Regions from separate parts of the Homo sapiens genome. Here region 2 is linked to region 1. A link is a loop called in an ENCODE intact Hi-C map of the cell type or tissue named here. Cell type or tissue: endothelial cell of umbilical vein. All regions are shown on one strand. Region 1 overlaps NPAS2 (neuronal PAS domain protein 2). Region 2 holds the start of NPAS2-AS1 (NPAS2 antisense RNA 1).

What was found. Peaks named below come from ENCODE experiments on the same cell type or tissue, not always from the same donor. Only the 100,000 strongest peaks of a DNase experiment are listed, where the experiment ranks them.
Region 2: a loop joins it to region 1, with 7 times the contacts of the local background. A loop is called at or near these places in 8 of 110 quality-filtered maps.

The regions. Positions count from the first base shown.
Region 1 is chr2:100,877,815-100,881,814 of GRCh38, reverse strand. All of the region lies in intron 1 of NPAS2 (neuronal PAS domain protein 2), which reads right to left. Among named protein-coding and RNA genes, the nearest start is that of NPAS2, 60 kb to the right of the region's middle. In endothelial cell of umbilical vein, no CTCF peak of the experiment used is centred here; DNase peaks (open chromatin) are centred at 954, 2,324 and 3,974; H3K27ac peaks cover 3,977 bases.
Region 2 is chr2:100,976,672-100,980,671 of GRCh38, reverse strand. NPAS2 (neuronal PAS domain protein 2) reads right to left here. Exons shown (of 21, transcript NM_002518.4): 15 at 2,873-2,962. It overlaps NPAS2-AS1 (NPAS2 antisense RNA 1), which reads left to right and starts at 3,511. Exons shown (of 3, transcript NR_110213.1): 1 at 3,511-3,956. In endothelial cell of umbilical vein, no CTCF peak of the experiment used is centred here; a DNase peak (open chromatin) is centred at 1,881; H3K27ac peaks cover 1,528 bases.

The DNA.
Region 1 (4,000 bases):
CTCTGCGCCTGGACTTCCTCCCCTGTCAAACAGCTGAACAAACCAGCGATTGTTCAGAAGATAAAATGAGGAAAAGCACCTCGAAGTGTCTTGTAAATAAAGATCGACAGCAGCACTTTTTTTTTTTTTGAGATGAAGTCTCACTCTGTGGCCCAGGCTGGAGTGCAGTGCTGTGATCTCAGCTCACCGCAACCTCCGCCTCCTGGGTTCAAGTGATTCTCCTGCCTCAGCCTTCCGAGTAGCTGGGATTACAGGCACCTGCCACCACGCCTGACTAATTTTTGTATTTTTACTAGAGATGGGGTTTCGCCACGTTGGCCAGCCTGGTCTCAAACTCCTGGCCTCAAGTGATCTGCCTGCCTTGGCCTCCCAAAGTGCTGGGAGCACAGGGGTGAGCCCCCATGCCCCGGCCCAGCAGCACTTCTGAAACTCAGATGGGCACACAGGTCCCCTGGGATCTTGCTAAAGTATGGATTCTGACTGGGCGGGGGTGGGGAGGGGAGACGCTGCATTCCCAGCCAGCTTCCAGGTGAGGCGGATGCTGTGGGTACACCACTCACACTGAACAGTGATGATCCTAGGCTCGCAGGCACCACAGTCATTAAAACAGAAATCCCTGTTGGGGCCGAGGTAGGATGGGAGGGACACAAAAGGTCATCTGTTTCCACCTAAAGCTAAGACACCAGGGGCCTTTGTCCGGATGCCCAGTCCACACCTTAGGCCAACAGCGTCAGCATCCCTGGGGTGGGGCCCAAGTGTGGCTTTCTTGTGCCACCAAGTGAATCCCACGTGTCCTCGGGGTGAGAACTGCTGCTCTCGGGGTTGAGTGCAGCACCCGACAGGCACTCTACAGTCCCCTGCACTTGCTGCTTTCTTGGGCGGCCTCTTCAATTTCCTACTAGTTGTATTTATGAGTCAGTTTTTCCTGCTGAGCAAAAATACTGCTCTCCCTCCTCCCTGCTGTGCTCCTGGAGCTTCTACTCATTTCCTCTTGCCATATGTCCAGGGGTCACACAGAATGACAGCCCTCAGATTATTGTTTAAATTGAGGTAAAATTCACATAACATAGAATTAACCATTTAAAAATGTACAATTCAGTGGTGTTCACTGCATTCATAATGTTGTGCAACTACCACCTTTCTCTGGATTCAAAACCTTCTTATTTCCTCAGAGAAACAGCCTGTACCCACTGAGCTATGCTCTCACTCCCACCTCCCCCAATTCCCTGTCTCAAGGGATTTTCTTTTTCTGGATATTCACAGAGAGGGACTATACAACCTTTTGCCATGGCGTCTTTCATTTAGCATAATGCTTTCGAGGTCCCTCCACATTCGGGCATATTTCAGAATTTGCTTCCTCTTTAAGACTGAATAATATTCCTATATATATACATATGGTACCACATTTTCTTCATTCATCCACTGATGGGTGCTTGGGTCGCTTCCATATTTTGGCTATTATGAATAACGCTGCTGTGAACATTGTTCATAAGTTAACATAAGTTTCTGCAGGGACATATGTTTTCATTTCTCTTGGGTATAGACCAAGGAGTGGAACTGCTGGGTCATATGGTAATTCTATGTTTTAACGGTTTGAGGAGCCACCAAACTGTTTTCCACAGCGGCTGCACCAGTTTACATTCCTACCAGCCATGTATGAGTGTTCCAATCTCTCCATATGCTCACCAACACTTGTTATTTTCTATTTCAAAAGAATTCTTTTAAATTAAAGCCATCCGAGGGATGCAGTTGGCCTTCAGATATTGGAGCAGAGTGATCTTGTCCCCCCCAGAGGTCCCCCATTTCAGGCCAAATATCTTCAGTTGCTCCCCACTTCTTGACTGTCAAAGACACCCTGAAATGTGGTTTTCAGAAGTGGGCCCGGTGTCCCTGTGTGGAGGGACCAGCCCTCAGCCGTGCAGGCCACCAGTGGCCAACCCCAGAGCTGACTCTCCTGACCACTGATTCGGAGCCTCTCTCCTTGAGTGGCTGCTAGGACACATCTTGTCCCTTGTTGATGGTTGTTTTTTAACCTAAAAAAGTGAAATCCTTTTGCAAAGAACACAGCACCATATCCAGTGTGAAGCACGATATTAAGAAAGGCCTGGCCACAGTGAGCACTGTCTCTAAAAAGGGAATCAGGAGGTCCTGCCATTTCCCACAACATGGTCGGGCCTGGAGGACATTATGCTAAGCAAAGTAAGTCAGACACAGAAAGAAAAATACTGCATGATCTCACTTACATGCGGAATTAAAAAAACAGAGATAAGAGAAGAAAATAGTGGTTACCAGGGGTTTGGGACGGATGGAAGGAAGGGAGAGAGAAAAGGAGGAAGTAGAGTTCAAAGGATACAAAGTAGCAGGTGAGGGGGGGTCAGCAAGGCTAGAGTAACATGAGGATTGTAGTTAATAACATTGTAGTGCATTAGGAACTGTTGTTAAATAAGTATATTTTTAGCTCCTCTTGTCACACAAAAAAGTAACTGTAACATGATGGATATGTTAACTTGCTTCACTATAGTAACCCGTTTCCTGTCTATACATATCCCGTAATACGTTGTAAACCCTAAATACAATAACATTTATCTTAAAATATAATTATCAATGAAGCAAATGATTCATGTTTAGCAACATGTGCCCTGGAGATCTATTGCACCTTCATGAAAATATTTAGAAGGCTTTTTTTTTTTTTCTTTTTTTTTGAGACAGAGTCTCGCTCTGTCGCCCAGGCTGGAACACAGTGGTGCGATCTCCGCTCACTGCAACCTCCCAGGTTCAAGTGATTCTCCTGCCTCAGCCTACCAAGTAGCTGAGATTACATTGTATGCCACCATGCCTGGCTAATTTTTGTATTTTTAGTAGAGATGGGGGTTTCACCATGTTGGCGAGGCTGGTCTTGAACTCCTGACCTCAAGTGATCCACCCGCCTCAGCCTCCCAAAGTGCTGGGATTACAGGCATGAACCACCGTGCCTGGCCAGAAGGCATTTTCTTTTAAATAATTTACAGTGTCTTTAAAAAAATTAGCGGTGAACGTTTAAAACCCAGGTTATATTATTTGGACTCAGATGAATTTCAAACAAGTAAACATCTCTCCCTTATAGTTGGGTATCAGTGAGAATCTACAAAATCAATGCCACCAAAATTAGAAAACTTTTTTTGAAACAAAACCGCAAAGTTACCTTGATTCTGTTAGCAGATAGCTGAAAGTGTATATTCTTACTGAACTTAATGTACCACACACGGCCATTTCAGTTGACGGTTAAAACCAGGTGTTCCTTTAGAAGAACAAACAAAGTAGCCAAATCTCTCCATGCCTTTTCTTCTTGCTTCAATGTCACAGAGGGAGCTATTCTCCAGCTTGTTGCTGTGGGTCTTTCTCATGTCCTTGTCCAACGCTGGAAAGAGGAACTGCTGGTTTTCCAGGTCCTCAGCTGCTTCCAAAGAAGGACATTCCGTTGTGGGTGACAGTCTCCTCCTGGCCTGCAGAGCCCTTGCTTAGGCAGAAATGTCAGGGAATGCTGCTTGCCTCACTCCTGGCTCCCTCCCGAGCTCCTCGGACAGTCCTCTATATTTTTTTGCCTTCTGCCCAGCTTTCCCTAGCATCTGGAGCCAGGGCCACTGCTCCTTGCACGGCCACACGCACTGACCTGGTCCCTGGAGGCTGTCTTCTGTCACAGGCTGCTTGTCTCAGCTGCTGCCAAACAACCTTCCGTGGACATAGGGGAATGCTGACTCGTCACCACTTTTTGCAATCACGGCAGGTCCACGGGGCCTACAAAGAACAGCACTCTGGTATTAGCTATACCACACGTAACTGATAAATTCTGCAGGCCCCAGACTATAAGTTTCCAGCACTTTTTATGTAGTGTTTCAGCCATGTTTACTGTTTGATAATTTCATTTTACTTGGTCCCTGGTATTGTACAAGAGAAGGTCCTTGGCATTCTTACAAGGCAGTATGTGAAATGAAATAAAAAGGATGCACCGGCTGAAGACACG
Region 2 (4,000 bases), 99 kb before region 1:
TGGCAAAACCCCATCTCCACTAAAAAATACAAAAATTAGCCAGGCGTGGTGGTGGGCACCCGTAATCTCAGCTACTCGGGAGGCTGAGGCAGGAGAATTGCTTGAATCCGGGAGGCAGAGGTTGCAGTGAGCCGAGATTGCACAACTGCACTCCAGCCTGGGCAACAGAGTGAGACCCCGTCTCAAAAAATATATATATAAACAAAAATAACAAAAATTAAAAAAAACCCTGCGCTATCCCAGACTCACAAAAATCCCAGTCAGATTGTGACTAATCAGACCACTCTGTGAGGATTTTGAAAGGGAATTCAACGGAGAAAGCAAACGAGCTATTCCAAGTATTTAACGAAACACAAAAGCTTCTCTGGCAGGTTCTACGAAGTCGGGAAACTCAGCGTTGCCCCTTCCACCTGCAGTGGAGGCGGCTCATCGGTGCCCAGTTGGCTTGGAAAGGGAGTGGCGATGGGCTGGGTTAGGAGGTGGTGGCTGCCTCTCACGTTATTCGGATTTTTTCAAGGCCTCCCAGACACCCCATCATTAGGCCCTCCTTACCTTCTTGATGGTGATGTTTTTGATAAAGAGAGCTACTCTAATTTAAAGACATTTTAGAACCATAGTATGAAGAAAGAGGCTTTTTTGGAAAACCACCAGTTACCCAGATAACCGCTCCTCAGATTTTGGATTTCATTTTTCCCTTCTTTCCCTGAAGGGTGAGGGGAGTGAGAGAAAAATCCCAGAATCTCGTTGTTTCACATGAAGTGGGTATTTCACATGAAGTGGGAAGAACTGTGTGACTTGGAAAGTCAGTATTATGCAGGGATGTCTTAAAGAATATAGTTATTGGCTGGGCGTGGTGGCTCACGCCTGTAATCCCAGCACTTTGGGAGGTTGAGGTGGGCGGATCACCTGAGGTCAGGAATTCAAGACCAGCCTGGCCAACACAGCGAAACCCCGTCTCCACAAAAAATACAAAATTAGCTGGGTGTAGTGGTGCATTCCTGGTAGTGGTGCATTCCTGTAATCCCAGCTACTTGGGAGGCTGAGGCAGAAGAATCGCTGGAACCCAGGAGGTGGAGGTTGCAGTGAGCCAAGATGGTGCCATTGCACTCCAGCCTGGGCAAAAAGAGTGAAACTCCGTCTCAGAAAAAAAAAAAAAAAAAAAAAAAAAATATATATATATATATATATATAGTTATTATTAAATATAGTACACATGACAGACTAAGAAGTTCAATAAATGAAAAATCAGAATTCCAAAAGAGACTGCATCACACCATCGTGTCTTGTAAACACAGACATTCTTCATAATGCAAGACCCAGAAGTTAAAGACATTTTCATTTTATGCCCCTTTGGATTAAAAGGTTACTAATTTCTTACCAAATAGGCCTTGGAAATTTAAAGAGAAAAACAGTATTCAGGTTTTTTTTTCTTTTGGCCTAATGAGGGTGAATATAGGCAGTTTTAATGAGTAGATTCCAGAAGGGTAGCTTTTTTACACCAATCTTCAAGCCTGACTCTGGCAAGCAGCACGCGTTAGCATGTGTCTTACTCCAGGAATGCATGAGAGACCCCCACTAAGAGGGCATATGTTCCGAAATAGTTTTCATCAGTGGTGACAGATGTGTGCCAAGACAGAGAGGGGCACCTGCTGCTGAACTGCCGTCTGGGACGCAGCTCTAGCCTGTGGCCATGGTCTGGGCAGAGCTAAGTCTCCTATGAGGGAACTGAAGTCAGAGCTCAGGCCTGGGCAGGGTTTGTCACTCCCCGTGTTCAGAACTCCCTGCTGAAGCACATCCCTGCTGTCCCCCTGCCAAACCATCTGGCAACCTCCTACCCACCTTTCCGGGGCCAACTCAAGCGTCACCTCCTCCAGGAAGCCACGTCAGACTTCCCTGGGTAGAATATTTCCTTCACGGTTCTATAAAAACGCATGCCCTGCCACGGCGGCGTCTCTGTTTACATGCCTGTCTCTCCCTTTAGTTCTGAGAACTAAAAGCAAGGGCTGACTTACATCTTTACATCCCTAACACCTCGCTCACTGACTGACCCAAATAGTAACTCACCGAATGTTGTTGAAACAAGGATGGAATTACTCAGCAAAGCCGTAATCCTTTTCTTTTCTTTCTTTCTTTCTTTCTTTCTTTTTTTTTAAACAAATGTGATATTTATAGTGCTGGACTCACGGCTTTTAGATCCTTTCAGTCTTTCTATGACATGCAGCCCAATTCAGACCTTTTCTAAAATACCATGGCCAATTTGGAGTCGTAAAGAACAAGAGGAATGTGGAAAAGTGGCAAAGAGGTGAACAGAGACTGTTAAAAGAATTAAAAAAACAGACTCTGGACTTCTGCAGCAACTTGGATGGAGCTGGAGGTCATTATTCTAAATGAAGCAACTCAGAAATGGAAAACCAAATATCGTATGTTTTCACTTCTAAGTGGGAGCTAAACTATGAGGTCACAAAGGCATAAGAATGAAATGATGGACTTTGGGACTGGTGGGGCAAGGGTGGGGGGATGTGAGGCATAAAGGACTACATATTGGGTACAGTGTACACTGCTCGGGTGACAGGTACACAAATCTCAGAAATCACCCCTAAAGAACTTATCCATACAATCAAACACCACCTGTTCCCTCAAAACTACTGAAATTTAAAAAAAGAAAACCCCAGACACTGGAAAAAAGAACTTGGAGACGAGAGGGTGGGTGTGGGGGGAACCTCATGGCTCGACACAGGCCACACACACATTGGGAGGGACATTCCCCCACGTCAGGGCCTTGGTTGGGACCTAAGTGTACAAGACCATCAGCGCAGCACACTGCGGACTTCTGGCTTGAGAGGGGCTGCCCTTTCCTGGGTCCCAGACTCACCTGTGCCATGGGAGCGGGCGTGCTCTGCAGAACGGTCTGAGGCAGGAGCTGCTGTGTGAGGTCGCAGGACGATGGGGAAGGCAGAGGGGCCTGTGGGAGAGAAAGGGGCTTTGTTACCACTGCTTCTGCCATTCCAGGGGACAGGGATGTGGTCTCTTGGTCCGGTGGGTTCTCTGCGTTCCGCACTGGGGTGAACAGCTCCAAGTCAAGAGTTCTAGAAAGTATAGGTGTCTGTTCCCTGGCTGCACTGCTTCCTACGCAGGGCACAAGGGCAGAGCCCCTGCACAACTGGTGCAGGCTTCCACCCCACCACAGTGTGCTCTGCCAGGCTGCTGCTACCTGCCCAAGCCTGGTAGCTCAGCTCTACTTCCCTTCCCTTGCCTGCTGTCCTGGACTCCGCCCTGGGTGGATTTGGTTGCTCTCCTCCCAAATGGATTAATTCTTAGCGGTGTCATCAAGCAGGACGACGTGCGTGGACTGCTACCATGAGCTGCTGTGCGTCCGTATCTTTTCTGCTCAGCGCTAATGCAGATGGACAGACACGCCATGCATGTTTGTCCATGAACTCATCCAGGCAGTGAGGACTGGGGCAGTTTCACCAGCCTCTGCCCAGAACCTTTTAAGAGACTCCTGGGAAGTGAGCTGAGTCACATCTGCGCTCCCTGATCACTCGGGTGGGTGGGGGAGACAATGTATAGTAACAAGAAATGAAACACTCTGCTTCACGGGCTAGTGGTTTTCTAGTGGTTTTTTTTTTTTTTAAAGAACAGTGAAAGGACTCGTCTGAAGTTATTCCGACACGGCCCCTAGTTGCTAGGGCCTATATAAAAAAGCAGCTCAAATGGAAAGTGTCACCCAGGACAGCATTGGGAGGAAATGACACCAGGAGACCTTGTTTCAGTGAGAAATCCCAGGCACAGGGCTGATCCAGAAGCTGGTCTGGGTTCTGTTTCCCTGCGCAGCTGGGAGGAGACAGAAGCACTCTGGGCCTCCGTTGTTGGCAAAGTGAGTCACACTGGACAGGAGAGTCTGGAAGAATGGCAGGCACAGCTTGCAAGCGCATCTGGAGGTGGCTGGAGAGAAAGTAAGTGGTCTTTGCCACATTCTACTTGAAAATAAAACGCATCG